Linked DNA regions of Homo sapiens: region 2 is linked to region 1. Evidence: chromatin loops called from intact Hi-C (ENCODE). Cell type or tissue: B cell. All regions are shown on one strand.

The links. A loop is a pair of places that touch in the nucleus more often than their neighbours do. Peaks named below come from ENCODE experiments on the same cell type or tissue, not always from the same donor. Only the 100,000 strongest peaks of a DNase experiment are listed, where the experiment ranks them.
Region 2: a loop joins it to region 1, with 13 times the contacts of the local background. A loop is called at or near these places in 18 of 110 quality-filtered maps.

Annotation. Positions count from the first base shown.
Region 1 is chr11:59,054,253-59,062,252 of GRCh38, reverse strand. GLYATL1-AS1 (GLYATL1 antisense RNA 1) reads left to right here and starts at 3,801. Exons shown (of 6, transcript NR_033853.2): 1 at 3,801-3,881. RefSeq lists enhancers at 3,467-3,726, 3,897-3,966. In B cell, a CTCF peak has its summit at 3,645; a DNase peak (open chromatin) is centred at 3,652; H3K4me3 peaks cover 1,382 bases; H3K27ac peaks cover 828 bases.
Region 2 is chr11:58,649,522-58,657,521 of GRCh38, reverse strand. No RefSeq gene overlaps it. Among named protein-coding and RNA genes, the nearest start is that of CNTF, 31 kb to the right of the region's middle. RefSeq lists enhancers at 4,136-4,690, 5,322-5,823. In B cell, CTCF peaks have their summits at 3,159 and 3,358 (motif pointing left); a DNase peak (open chromatin) is centred at 3,311.

The DNA.
Region 1 (8,000 bases):
AGGTCTTGTGGTGTTTGGAAAGAGCAAACTTTGGAAGTATAATTGTAAAAATAATGTCATACAGTCAAGGAGAAGAGAAAACTTAAGGACAGCTTTCTCAAATCGCTGTTATTCTTGAATCATCTGAAAGCAGTACACGTGCCTGGCACCAATATACATCAGAGAGTAAATCATTGCACAAGGAGACTTGATCTTCTTTTTTTGTAGAATCTGGAGGAAAAATATCTATGAAAACCAAGAGGTAGTAGAGAATGGTGTTGTCGGAATTGCCTGACATCATTGGAGATAGAAAATTTGCCCTGGTAAAAGGTGCTCCTCAGGGAGGAGCATCTGCACATTCCATTAGCATAAAGCCCCTGGTGGGCCATATGAAGAAGTCTGGATTTGGCTATAAATGTGAAATTTATTTTAAATGGAGGATTTGAAGTAAGGGAGAAATATACCCTGACATATTTTTTAAAACCACCCTAGCAGCGTTTGTGCGCGGTACAAACTCTGGGAGGACAAGAAGAGATGTGGAAGGGAGAAGGCAGCTAAGAGTCTATCCCAGGATTGCAAAGATGTTGGAGCCCGACCTCAGATGGTAATGGTGGAAGTGTTAGAAATGGCTGGATTCCACATTTATTTTGAAGGGCCAGCCCATGGAATTTGCTTATGGATGGTCCATAAATAAGAGAAACAGAGGGCTCAATGATGATTCCTGGGCTTTTGACTTGAGCAACTAGAAGGATGGGGAAGTCTGAGGACAGAGATGCTGTGTGTGCCAGGATTGCGGTGCTTATGTGTGTTTGTGTAATTCTACTTGTGACATGTTGAATTGGTGATGCTAATCCACTCCAACTGAAAAATAAGGAGGGAAGTGGACATTCAACACATGATGACAGGAAGACAGGGAAGCTGGGACTTATGATGGTAACAATGTTGGCCATTAGCTGAGAAGTTTTGTATTTCAATGTTGGCCATTAGCTGAGAAGTTTTGTATTTTTTTTTTTTTTTTTGGACACAGAGTCTTGCTCTATTGCTCAGGCTTTAGTGCAGTGGCATGATGTCGATTCACTGCAACCTCCACCTCCTGTGTTCAAACCATTCTCATACCTCAGCCTCCTGAGCAGCTGGGATGACAGGTGCTTGCCACCATGCCCAACTGAGTTTTGTTTTTCTAATAGAGATGGGGTTTCACCATGTTGGCCAAGCTGGGTCGAACTCCTGGCCTCAGTTGCTTTGCCTGCCTCAGCGTCTCAAAGTACTGCGATTAGAGATGTAAGCCACCACGTCAGGCCTAAGAATTATAATTAAAGTACAGGGAAAATTAAAAGGGAGAAGAAAGTTCACAGAGAGATATCATGGCAAATGATAAATAAAAAAGCCTGCCTTGTTTCCCATACCCCCTGTGTCTTCGATTCCCTGAATTTTACCTCCCAGTGGACCGTGCTTGTTCCTTCGTAATGGCGCTCCAAGCAGCACTGCTGCACACCAATTCCTGAGCTTCCCTGCTTCTTGAGCTTAGGAATAGTTGTGCTTCTACTTCCTGTTTATTTGCTCATCACTGGCGTAGCAACTGAACCACACAATTGGGATAAGTAACCTGATGCCGTTTTGGGGAGCAATCTTCCATTTCTTCCTTACGTATAAAACTGACCCTCACAGAGAAACTAACTGTCTAGAGCGATAGGTCCAGAGTAGAGCTCTAGCTTTGCTTTTCCCTTTGCAGCTTTGCCCTGAGAGGTTTGATGCAATCCCACTGCAATGGGAATCCGTGAAAGAGTAGGGATGCTCAGGGAATCTGTTGGGCCACTAGGAAAAACTCATTTCTAGCTAATGCTTATACGGGGCTATGGAAGTTGTCTAACATCCCTGGGGACAGAGTGTTTGCCCTGAAAAGGAACATTCCCTTGGCACAAAGCATCTTGTTGGCTGGATTTTATAATAAACGTGACAAGAATGCTTTTGGCCAGTAACTGGTGGTTAGGTCATATTGTGGTTTGCAAACCCATAAAGAGGAAAAGGCCTCTCATGTGGTTGGGAGAGGTGGGAATGGATCATGCACTAAGGTCAGGTCTGGTGAAGTTAGGGAATAAGGCCAGTGTTTACGAAGAGTGATTCCTTCATGAACCCATAAAAGATGCTCTTGAACCCTAATAGTAGGATGATGTCTGTATTTAGAGTTGCAGACAACATGTTCTGGGAATACAGAGGAAGGCACCACTGCCTCTACCCTGAGAGTATATCACAGAGAAAGATTAATATTTGGACTAGATGGCTGAGAGATGAGTAGGAGTTTGATAGAAGAGAACAGGGGAAGTGTCTGGATGTACAATGGCAGAAGTGGCAGGAAAGGCTGAGGAGAACTGGCCTCTGGGGGTGGGTTATAGATATGGGCCTGGGCACCACATTCTGGAGCTTGCAATGGGTTATGTAAAAGCTTAGATGGGACGGTCTTTTCCTCTCCTCCTGTGGGTTCGTAGTGGGCCCACCTCACTCACTGCTGCAAACAAGCTGCCCCCATTTGAGAGAGAGCTGGAGTGGGGTCTCTAAGCCTCCAGCAACCACTTAGGAGCCATCCTTGATGCCCTGGCAGCTAACTCTTCACATGGAGACCCCGTAGTCCATCCTATCTTGGGAAGACAATGCACACAGGGGGAAGGTAACATCCCCCTCCAGATTCCAGAGGCTCCAAGGAGCCTCTCTCTCTCTTCAAGAAAAGAAATAGTCACTGAGCCACGGGTGGAGGTGAACATGGTTTGGGACCAACAGGCGGCTGGATGGTTTCACCTCCACGGTCATACAATGGTACTGGGAGATGAATGGGGGTAGGGCGATCTAGAATCATTTCAACCTCAACTTACAATGGGGTGGTGCTTGGTAGTTGACTCATTGTGGCCCCATTTAATATTTGCAGTCACCAGTTGGGGTAGGTGTGACTGTTGCTCCCATTTCACAGATTAGGACAGGATAGTTTGCTAGAGGTCACAGGACTAGTTGGGGAAAGGAAAGGGTGTCAGGTAGGATTTTAACCTTAGAGCCTCACGCTTTCTTAGGCTCTTTCAGGGAGACCTTGGGCAAATTCCTTTCTCTCTTGGTGGGGGGGTCTCCATTTCTTATTTGTAAATTAAGGAGTTCTTCCAGTTTGTGATTCTCTGTACTTTAACTTGGATAGGTTTTTTAAAATGGGGATTATGGGAACCCCACTATATTTAAGTAGAGTAGGTCTGGGGTGAGGCCCAGTAATCTGCAGCTTTGAACAAACCCCGGCATCAACAAAACTGGTTGAGATACTCAGGAAAGTTTATGGTGCATGAAAATCTTATTGCGAGCATCCAAAACACATAACACTGAGCTCCATCTGCAGAGATCCTGTTTTGATACCCTTGGTTGGACTGTGGCTGGGTAATTTGCATTTGTCAGAAGTGAGGCCAGTCAGCTGGTCAACCAGTCCTCCTGTCACTCTGTGACCCTCCCCCGGTGTCCGCGGTGCTTCTTTACTTGCATCTTGTGGGAATGACATCTGCGCAGGCAGCCCCTTTTAGCACCGCCCCTGGCACAGGAGCTGAGCTCTTAAAAACCAAGCCCAGCCCTGAGTTTGCAGATACTCAGGGAAGGGGAAGGTGCCTTTCCGCATTTGGTGTAGTCCCGCATTCTGCCATATGATGGCGCCAGAGAACGCGCCTACCGGGATAGGGAGGGGCAAGGAGGCGAGGAAGGAAAAAAAAGAGACAAGTGAAGATTGACATCCATTAAGGCCAATGGTAGCTCAATCTTCTGTTCTCTGACTCCCAAGCTTCCCATTCTCTTAGGAGGCTGCATTTGTGGCGCTAAAAAAAGGGATGGGCGTGGGAGATTCCAGGACTTGTGCTCGCTGAAGATACAACTGTTAGTCCAAGGTAACTCCCGCTCGTAGTGGCTCAACCCTCTTTGTCAATTCACCTTCCTCTAAGTTAACTATGGCTGCTCCACCTGTCTTTAGGGAAACCTACTCCCCATCGCGCTGGGTGTTTTGGAGTTTTTAAAAGCGTCGCGGGGTAAAGTCAGTGTTGTGCTTTTCCTTTTCTCAGCAGGTAAGTATTCCTGGAGCTGACAGCGGGGAGTTGCCGGGCGGGAGTAGGGGTGAAGAGAGAATAGGGAGAGAGATAACAGGTGTGAAGCGTCCCTCAATGCCAGGCATCCTGCTTTGGCACCTTCCAGAAATTTGTCTCAATCATCTTTCTATTGAATTCATTTTCTGTTTCACAGATTAGGAAACCTCAACTAAGTGGCCCAAGGAGAGTCCTTGGATAATTTTAACTTGTGTCAGAAACCAAAGCCCAAGGTCTTTTATTTTGCAGAGGCTGCTTTGGCAGGATTTCAATGCATGCAGGTCCTGCGAATCACTGCTCCTCACTCAATGATCCATCCCGCTGTCCACACATTCATTCACCCATTCATTTCTTAGGGGCTTATCTGCAAGGCGTGGGGCTGGATGATACTAAAAATACAAAAGGGACTCTGATGTAAAGTAGAAGAGACTTTTTAAAAAGATTTACACAGAATTCCGGTGCTCAGCATGGTTTCGATTTTTTTCCCCAACATACTATTGATACCTATTATGTTCCACATAATATGATGGATTCTGAAGATACAGAGATGGGTGAGACCTATCCTTGCCTTTCAGAAGCTCGTTGTCATAGGCAAGAGTAATCTCTGAGGTTTAATTTTAGATATCTATTTTTTAACAAATTGAGCATCAACTCTATATATTCTACTGTAATTAATGTACTAAATAATTAAATATTACACACACTTAATTTCTTATTTTTTAGATGAAGATGAATCTAAGTGGTGGTTCAAGTATGTCCTTTGTCCATCCTAGTGGACCATTTTGGGTGCTTCAGACTGCAACTCTACCCTCCTGTTATGTGCTTGGCTCTATTCCTTCTTTCTGCAGCTCTCTGTCAAATGACAGGCTTTGAGGGAAACCAGTCCTGACCCCTTCCTGTTTTCTCTCCTTTTTACCTGCTCCTATCTGAGGCCTCTTTTCCTATTTATTTGTTGTTCTTTCTCCCTCCATCATCTTCTGTCGTCAAATCATGTGTTGTTTTCATATACTACATCTGAGTTTATAGGGAATATGTTCACAGTTGTTTTAATTTTTGGTTTAGCTTCTGCCTCCCTGCTCCAGAATGTAAGCTTCAAGAAGGGCGGCGAGGAGTTCTTGACACCTGTCACTGCCTGAGAAACGGTTGGGGATGGAGGGAGACAGTTTTGCCCAGTGCATCCTGAAATCCCCTGAGGTGGGGGTGGGAGTGGAGGGAAGATCAGGGAATGTCCATTCATTTTATGAAGTTGAAGTTGGGTTAAATCCTATTATATCCTGTGATGTTGTTTGTTAATCTCAACCTGAAGACCTCATCGCTAGTCATCCACTTTTTGCTAGCTTTGTGACCTTGAATGAAAGTTCAAGGCTACCTTGTTTCTTTGTACCTCAGTTTCCTTATGTATAAAGTGGAAAATTATATTTGGTCATCCTAAAATGTGATGTCATAGGGAATCAGTCACTTGAGGGTAAAAGACAAACATTTGTCAATGTATAAGGCTGCAGAAATTATATTCTTGTGAGGGTCAAAGAAAGATATTTGTGGATTTGAGAGTCTTCAGATATTATATCGGTAGCATATGTACATGCAGGAAATACTGAAGAAGCAATTTAATCAAATAGGAAAAGAGATTTCAGATAGGAGCAGAAAATAAGGAGAGGAAACAGTGGTGAGTAAAAAAAAATTGACAAATTTTATGTAGAGAGTTAACTCTAAATGGACAATGATAGGCTCTCTGGGAATGTGTAAGAAAAGTTTTAAAGAAGGATTCTTTAAATTGATGAGACACACTGCAAGGGAAATTCTGTGACACCTGGAACTAAAACACGTGGAACTAAAACATCGGGCTCAGGGGGTTGAACGGTAGAGGAATAAAAGCATTTTGTATCACTTAGCACACTCATCTGGATCTGAGGAGGGAGCAAAACAGGGAAATAAATCTATTGGAAGATGTCAACTTATTGAGGTAAAGGAGGAAACGGTGAATAGCTGTTACTTTATTTTATATAATAGTAAACAAATTTGTGTTCAATTATGAGCACTAGAAACAAATACCAGTGATTGAATAAAAAGTTAATAAGGGAATATGATGTATAAGTGAGTTAATAAGAGAACTTGATGGATAAGTGAATTAATAAGAGTCCACAGTGGAGGCAATTTCCCCTTTTGAAAAACATTATCTTTTGAATATACGCAGGATATACTTTTCAAAAGAAAAAAAGGTGTATATTGGGGAAACAATTTTCACTCATTCTCGAGACACTCAATACTTTTCCCTAGATAATCTATGGCTATACAAGCATAATAATGCCTTTTCAATATATTTTCCCAGCAACTAAGAAGTTCAGTGTTTATAATTGTAATAAGAAGCGTGCTGATCTGGCCTGAAATATAGTTTTACTTTAGATATATGTCTCATAAATAGAATTTAAGAAGTCAGGGAATATGCTTAGAAAGGGATTACCAAGGCCCTATAACACATGAGTTTGGGGGCACAGGGTGATTAAGATTTAGAATAAAGTTAGGTGAAATCTAGGGCCAAAGGATAGCAGGAGGGTGTGTGTGTGTGTATGTGTGTGTGTATGTTGGGTGGGGCAGGTGGGAACCTTTGGAGAATGCCTGTAGGCTGCTAGTGAGGTGCTATGATCTCTAGACCTTGGTAGGTCCTTGCAAAGAGACAGGGTTCTGAAAGGCTGGCACCATTATAGGTTTTTAAAATATTTTTGTTATCCATAGGGGTGACCCTGGAGATCATTACCAAAATTTAAAAATTTCACCACTGGGCACACATGTTACCCTTCTCGTGATGGCATGGCAAAGCTTGATTTGCAAGAGTTTCTTTTGGATTGTCCCCAATGATTCCCTTTAAAAATAGGAGCTCCTTCAAGGTAAGAAAGGAAGGAGAAAATATCCCTTCTAACCTATTTTCTCTTTTGCATTCCAAGGACTCTGGAAAGGCACAGCAGGTTTGTTTTTGAAATCTGTAGAATTTTAGTGCTCTCCATTCTCCCAAGTAGATGACTTTAGTGAAGGTAAAAGGAAAGACTGTTTGCTGTGTCAAGGGAAGATTCATATGCAAATCCCAAGACTCAGATGTTATTTCAGAAGCTTTGGTGTCCATAGTAAAGTAGAACTAGCCCGGGTTCATCTGCCTACAAGGGCAATTGTATGAGGCAAATATGAGGAAACTGGCAGAACAGGAGGGGTGGAATCTTCCTGGGAGAAACAGTAAAGAGAGTTCTAGGTGGAGAGGGGATCAATGTGTTGAGCAAACACATGGCTGTCTTCTTAGTTCCTATATGAAATCATGGAAAAGACTTTTGAACAAAGAATAAATATGTCATAGCAGGAAAACAAAAAGCAGTCTTTTGGCCAGAAATAGAAACTGTTAAAAAGAAAAGCAAACCAACAACAATAAAAAACACCTTTAAGTTTGAAAATGACAGAAGTTAAGAAGTGGAAAGTTGCCTGGGATATGCTTTTATTGCGGCCTCTCTAATAAACCCGTCCCCACTCCATCTTCATGTCCTTGCTTATCCTAAGCAGCATGGTGGCAGCTGTGGCATTCTTCAGACTAAAGTGGTCATTTTTGGCACTTGGGCTTGAGATGGCAGTGAAGCGGCATCGTTTGTCTGGGGAAATGCCAGAGGTTTGCTGTCTCACAGTATGGAAATTGAGATGTGGACACCAAAGGAGTGGGTTCAAGAGCAAAAGTTTAATAGGCAAAAGAATGAAGAGAGAGTTTCCTCATGCATTGGAAAGGTGCCTGAGCAGGTTTCCGGGTTTGGGGCGAGTTGTGGTTGGTTTTATAGAGGAGCTTGAGGAGGCAGTGTCTGATTTACATAGGGCTCAGAGGGTTGGTTGGAGCAGGTGTGCCATTTATGTGATGCATGAAGAGCCTGGCCATCCCACATGAATCTTTAGTATGCA
Region 2 (8,000 bases), 400 kb after region 1:
TGGTGATGATTTCTTGGAAATGATAGTTGAAGCACAGGCAACATCAACAACAAAACAAAACAAATTGGACTATATCAAAAATTTTAAGTTCTATGCATCAACAGACACAATCGATAGTGAAAAGACAACCCACAAAATGGGAGAAAATATTTTCAAATCACGTATCTAATAATGGGTTAATATTCAGAATATTTAAACGCTTACTACCAAAAAACAAAACAACCTGACTTTAAAAATAGACAAAGAACCCATTTTTTTATGTACTTATTGGTTATTTGTATATCTTCTTTGTTCTCAAACGACCAATAAGCACACGAAAAGATGCTTAACATCACTAATCATCAGGGAAATGCAGATCAAAACTACAATGAGATACCATCTCACACCCAATAAGATGGTTACTATTGAAAAACAAAACAACAGAAAAGAAGTATTGGTGAGAATGTAGAGAAATGGAAACCCTTGTGCACTGTTAATGGGAATGTGAAATGATGCAGCCACTAAGGAAAACAGTACAGAGGCTCCTCAAGAAATTAAAAATAGAACTACCACATGGCCCAGCAACTCCACTTCTGGGTATAAACCCCCAAGAATAAAAAGCAGAGTATCAAGAAGATACTTATACACTCATATTCATGGCAGCATTATTCTCAGTAGCCAAAACTGGAAGCAATCCAAGTGTCCATAGATGGATGAATGGCTAAACAAAATGTAGTATCTACATACAAAAATGATTTAGCCTTGAAATGGAAGCAAATTCTGACCTATGCTTCAGCATGGATGAACCTTGAGGCCACTATGCTAACTGAAATAAGTCAATCACAAAAAGACAAGTACTGTGTGATTCCACTTATATGAGCTACCTAGAGTAGTCAAATCCATAGGGACAGAAAGTAGAATATTTGTTGCCGGGGGCTGGAGGGAGGGAATGCGGTGTTGTTGCTTAACAGGTATGGAATTTCAGTTTTGCAAAATGGAAAGTGCTCTGGAGATTGCACAACAATGTGAACATGCTTAACACTATAGCAAGGTACCCTTAAAACTGGTTAAGATGCTAACTTCTCTGTGTTTTTTAACCACAATTAAATGCTTTTCAAAATATCAGAATATGGCAGCTGAAACAAACAATACTTTGTGCAATGTATCTATTTGCCTACCAAAGATAGAGAAGAAAAAAGGCCAGGTGCTGTGGCTCACACCTGTAATCCCAGCACTTTGGGAGGCCAAGGCAGGGGGATCACTTGAGGTCAGGAGTTCGAGACCAGCCTGTCCAACATGGTGAAACCCTGTCTCTACTAAAAATACAAAAATTAGCCAGACATGGTGGCGGGAGGTAATCCTAGCTACTAGGGAGGCTGAAGCAAGAGAATCACTTGAACCCAGGAAGTGGAGGTTGCAGTGAGCCAAGATTGTGCCACTGCAATCCAGCCAGGGCAATAGAGTGAGACTCAGTCTCTAAATAAATAAATAAATAAATAGCACTGAATTAGAGTTTCCAAACCTACCTTGCTTTGCCACTAACTTGGGGCAGAAACAATAATAATTGCTGGCATTTATGGTACACTTACCATGTGCCAGATATCATTTTAAATGTTTTATCTCATTTAATGCTTACAACAGGAAGTACTATCACGTTCCCATTTTAAAGATTAGGGAATTGAAGCAAAATAAAATTAAACAAGCTGCCCAAGGACTTATGGTTAATAAGTGAGTAGCAAAGCCAGGATTCAAACCCCACAGTCTGACTCCAGGGCTGCACTTGTAACCATTGTGCTACCTGCAGAATGGCCAGGAGCGCAGGTCCCACATGGCAATGAACCACTTCCTGTACCACCCACTTCCAAATCCAGTAGCTTCTTCATCCTAGACCTAAAGAAAGTCAAGTTCAGCTATAAACAATACAATCATTTCTTTTAAAACATCACATTCTCTCCAACATACGAAACATCTTAGGATGTATGTTTTCCTTTCACCAATCTTTTCCCTCCACACCCCTTTCTCAGCTCTTTAATCATCTTAGATTGTAAATGTGAAGCATGAGAGTAGAGAACATGAGGGCTGAAGTGGCACCAGTCTGGATGGGACCCCAACTCTATGACTTACTAGCAAGTTACTTATTGCCTCTCAGCCTCAGTTTCATCAACTCTAAAATGAGAATAGGACCTGCATCAACAGGTGGTTTTAAAGATTAAACTGTATAATATCTTAAATGTCTAGCACAGTATTTGACATAGAATGGGCTGTTTGAAGTATAATAACAATTATTGTATAGCAATAATTGGTTGAATATTACTCAACAACTTGAAGCTCTGTCAGGTGAAAATAAAAGGTAGAATTGTTCACTATGGCCAAAACTGAGAATGAAACATGAGATCACCAGGGAGATCCATTTCTACTAAGCAGAAAGCAAACCTTTCTATTAGTCAGAGAAGATCAAGGGCAGACTGGGTTGCCTTTGAAGGTGGTGAGTTCTCTGTAACTATAGCTGTTCAAGCAGATACCACTTAGTGAACATGCTGTATACAGACCCCAACCCTGCCATCCCTGAGAGCCTATGAATTTATGTCAAGATTTATCCGCACCCATACAATGATCTGGTGCCCTCTCCCAGTGTTCTGACTTTCCCTATTCGAGCTGCTATAGGTTTCTCTTCCACATAAACCAGAGGAAGCATTCTAGCTCCAGGTGCTGGTGGACAGGTTGCTTAATTTTAACACAACTGTCATCTGGCCACAAGAATGTGTGGAAGTGACTGCTCTCTTTTGGGACCTGAGTTCATTCCCCAGTGATATTTATGCCAAAATAGAGGAACAGGTTTTCTGTCCACGTAGGTTCTCCAGTGTTCAAAGTCCAACACTTTTTTTTCCCCAACCCCTCCAGAAGACGACAGATGACTTTGATCACGACACCAACACTTACCTGGGTAAGAACCCAGAGGATTTACAGGGCCCATCAACCAGAAGCAGCATTTTCAGATTCAAGGTGAGGTCACATTTAGGACCATTCGTGGAAAGGAGGTGGATCCGCTAGGAGCACAGTTCCTTGGTAACCAAGGGAGAGGAGTGACATTCTGCTTGTAGTCTGGCTTATGAATAATTCCTTTGCTAGAACATTTTGCTATCTCTCTTAGTCTGTGTAAGTTCTGTTCATTCTTCAAGTTTTAGCTGCAAGATCTTTCTAAGAAAGACCCCTTCAGTCCCCTAGAGGAAGCATGGGGAGAGTACAGACTTGGCCCAAGTGCCATCCCACGTGGGCAGCCCCTGGGCGCTGCCAGCAAATTACACTCCTCACAGCGTTTCTCACTTGCAGGGAGATGTGTGCCTCTGCATCTGCACCGCCCTCTGCTGGTCGGTGATGCTGACACAGCGAGGAGTTCCAGGCTTCCAGAATAAAATCAACTGCTCATCACTAAAGAAGACTTGTATTTTATTGGCTTTTAAAACAGGCAGAAAGTATGGTCATGGGTAACAATTTAGTGAAAAGCCTGCACTATAAACCAAGAAGTTCGAATGTCATGTCCTCTGTATCAGTCCATTCTCACACTGCTATAAAGATACTACATGAGACCAGGTAATTGATGAAGAAAAGAGATTTAATTGACTCACACTTCTGCATGGCTGAGGAGGCCTCAGGAAACTTACACTCATGGCGAAAGGTAAAGGGGAAGCAAGGCACATCTTACATGGTGTCGGGAGAGAGACAGAAGAGTGTGGGGGAAACTGCTAAACACTTTTTAGAACCACCAGATGTAAGAATTCACTCACTATCATGAGAACAGCATGGGGGAAACCGCCCCCATAGTCCAATCACTTCCCACTAGGTGCCTCCCTCAACACCTGAGGATTACAATTTGAGATGAGATTTGGGTGGGGACACAGAGCCAAACCATATCATCTCCCTCCACGTTTTTCTTTATACATGCTCTTGGGGTTATACCTCTATATTTCCTTAATATGGTAGTTATCCCTGTCTCTAGTAGATAAGCTGTAAACTGGCTAACTTTCAAAATCAAAAGCTATGATCCCCTCTCTGGATAGTAGTTTTATCTCTGTAGGAAGCACATTTGATCTGCTGGGGGTAATTGTATACCACAAATTTTTCTACCCCTTAACAGTTTTTCCTAAATTGCTGGTCTCACCTAAAAAGGCCCACTGATTATAAAACATGCTGAATTTATGAAATACACTTTAGGGAGGCAAAGACAAGTTGGAAGGCTCCACTCAGGAAGCTAAATATCTTCTGTTTGACTACACTATGGAACTATGTGATTCCCACTTCCAGCTGTGGAATGGGACAGTAGTGGGATAGTGACACGCCTACTAAAGGAGTGGCTTTTGAGAAAGGCCTTGAAAGTGGTGTTTGGTTTTCTATTGCTACATAACAAACCACCACAAAACCGGGTGGTCTAAAACAACAGTCCTTTTTCCCTCACTATTCTGTGGTTTCAATGGGCTCAGCAGGACACCACTTGTGTTCCCTGGTATGCTGGCCAGGAGCTCAGTTAGGCCTGACTGTCCAACATGGTTCAGCTACATATCTAGCACTTACATGAAAATAGCATAAAGGCTGAGCCAGGATGCTGACAGAGCTAGAATAGCTGGTTGGCTTGGGTTCCTAGATATGAAAGCACCCAGGCCTTCTAGGTGTAGGGACAGCTTCATGTCTGCAATATTTAATTAAAGTGAGTCACAGGGCCAGCACAGATTCACTGTAGAACAGGACTTCCAAGTGGGATGAATCCTGGGGTGGGTGGTTAATTTGGAACTGCCTTTGGAGACCAGTTACAACACAGGTAAGAAAAAGATGCTGAGATGTAGGAGGATTAGCACAGCCTAAAGCATGAATAAAAGCATGAAGCTGATAAAATACAAGAATACAGGCTAGTGAAAAGTGTAGAGTTTGTAACTTCTGGTTCCAAAATGGTGGCATAGAAGCAAGTTAGTTTTACCTCCCATTGTCCTAGAAAACCAGAAAAAAAAATACAGCACCAAGATTATCACCAGTAATGTCCCAGAACTCAAATATGAGGAGAAGATAGTTCCCAGAGCCACAGAGAGATGCTCAGAAAAAGCTCTGAGCAGACAGTAAGAGAATCAGATATCCATATCAGCAATGTTGCTCCCTGAAATCTGCTCAACACCAAGTATGTGAAAAGTTTCTCCTCAAATCACAGTTTCTGCACTGTAAAAGTGAGATCAAGGTTGACAAACAGCTTCCCCATCATCTTGGGTTTCCTGATAGGAAACAGGTCTCTGCCTCAACCCAAGAGAATCATTGGAAATGCCTAAAGGAAAACATATCTCAGAGGACAGCCAGAGACAAATGGGGGAGGTGAGACTATCATCTCCGGCCCTGGAAACTCTGTTCTGTAAGTCAGCCAAAGGAGATGCCAAATCAGAGTGGCTGCTCAGCAGCACCATGCTATAGGAGGTTTGTTCCACAGGTCTTCTGGGCACAAACGCCTATCTGGCCTTCCCCCATTATCCCCTTTGAGGCCACCGCATTCCAGACAGGAGGCACTCTGATTGTTTAGAGGCAGACCTAGGCTTAAGCTGTCATCTAGAGCTGAAAAGGAGACAACAACCTAGCAGAAAAGAAAGAAAGAGAGAGAAAGAAAACAAAAGAATGAAAGAAAGAAGAAAAGAAAAGACAATCAACAGGTAAATTACAAAGAATCTCTAAACATACATATATAGTAAAAGACAAAACAAGCCAAACAGAGAAGACTGAAATAAATAAATAATCTTTTAATGCAAAGACATAGATATACATCCACAAGAAACAACATCTAACAGAACTATGACCTCCCCAAACAGACAAAGCAAAACACAAGTGACTAACCCTAATGAGATGAGGATATGTGAACTCTGATGAACAATTCAAAATAGCAGTTTCAAGGAAACTCAGAGATCTCCAAGATAACACAAAAAATAATTTAGAAATTTATCAGAGAAATTTAACAAGATCAAAATAATTTTAAAAGACCAAATCTAAGAATTATTGGAGTTTAAAAGGGAATTCAATAAGAGGTAGAAAGCATATTCAAAGAAATAATAACAAAAAGATGATGTTCTAAAACTTAAAAAAAAGATATAAATATCCAGGTATAAGAAGATCAGAGAAACAAACAGATTCAATCCAAGTAAGACTACACCAAGACATATAATAGTAAAACTCTCAAAGATCAAAGAGAGAGGGGATCCTAAAAGCAGCAAGAGAAAAGATCCAAATGTCATACAAAAGAACTCCAATTCATCTGGCAACAGATTTCTCAAAGAAAAGAAGGACTAAAGAGAGTAGTATATTTTCAAAGTCTTGAAAGAAAAAAACCTATAATCCAAGAATACTGTATCCAAAATAGCTATCTTTCAAATATGAAGACATGAAGTTTTCCCTGGACAAACAAAAGCTGAGATAATTCACCACCACCAGACCTGTCTTGCAAGAAATCCCAACTGGAGGTCTTCAATCAGAAATAGAAAAAGAAAAAACACTAACATACAAAAAGAAAATATTTGAAGGTATAGAACCCATTGCTGGCCAGGCATGGTGGCTCATGCCTGTATTCCCAGCACTTTGGAAGGCTAAAGGGGGTGAATTGCTTGAGAAGAGGAGTTTGAGACCAGTCTGGTCAACATGGCAAAACCCTGTCTCTACTAAAACACAAAAATTAGCTGAGCATGGTGGCAGGTGACTGTAATCCCAGCTACTTGGGAGGCTGAGGCAGCAGAATCACTTGAACCGAGGAGGTGGAGGTTGCAGTGAGCTGGGATTGCACCACTACACTCCAGCCTGGGTGACAGAGCAAGTCTCTATCTCAAAAAAAGAAAAAAAAAAAAAAAGAACTCACAGCTAAAAATAAGTATGTAAACAAACCCAGAATACTCTCCTACTGTAACTGTGGTGTGTAATACACTCATAAGTCTAATATGAAGCCAAAAGACAAATCTATCAAAAACAGTAATAGTTATTGATATAGCTAACATTGTTAACCAGTTAAGAGATGGAAAACAAAAAAAAACATGTAAACTGAGACAACACAAAGTCAAAATGTGGTGGCAATGGAGTTAAAGTGTAAAGGTTTTCTTTCACTTTTTATTTGTTTTTTTTTTCCTGGTAATCTAAAATAAGTTGTCATCTCTTCAAAATACTTTTTTAAAAAAGGGAGTCTTGCTCTGTCACCCAGGCTGGATTGCAATGGCATAATCATAGCTCACCACAGTCTTAACCTCTTGGGCTCAAGCAATTCTCCTGCCTCACACTCCCAAATAGCTGGGACTACATGCACATGCCACCATGCCTGGCTAATTAAAAAAAATTACAGAGACAATGTCTCACAGGGGTCACTTTGCTGGCCAGGCTGGTCTTAAACTCCTGGCTTCAAGCAGTCCTCTTGTTTTGGCCTCCCAAAGTGCTGGGATTACAGGTGTGAGTGACTATGTCCAGCCCAAAATAACTTGTTATATCTATCTATAAGACATTCTTTGTGAGCCTCATGTAACCACATGCAAATACCTATAATAAATTTACTAAAAATAGAAAGCAACAAATTAAAACATACAACCAGAGAAAATCACTTACTCACAAAGGAAAGCAATAAAGAAAGAAAACAGGAAGAGAGGAGTCTCAAAACAACCAGAAAAGAAACCTGAAAAAAGGCCATAGAAAGTCCTTACTTATCAATAATAACATTAAATGTAAATGGGCTCAATTCTCCAATTAAAAGGCAGACTGTAGCTAAATGAATAAAGAAATAGAACCAACTATATGCTGCCTACAAGAAACCCACATCACCTATAAAGACTCACATAGACTAAAAGTGAAGGAGTGGAAAAAGATATTTCATGCATCTGGAAACCAAAAAAGAATATGAGTAGCTATATGTATGTCAGATAAAATAGACTGCAAGTCAAAGACTAATAAGAGACAAAGAAGACCACTATATAATGATAAACAGGTCAACCCAGCAAGAGAATATAACAATTATAAATATGTATGCA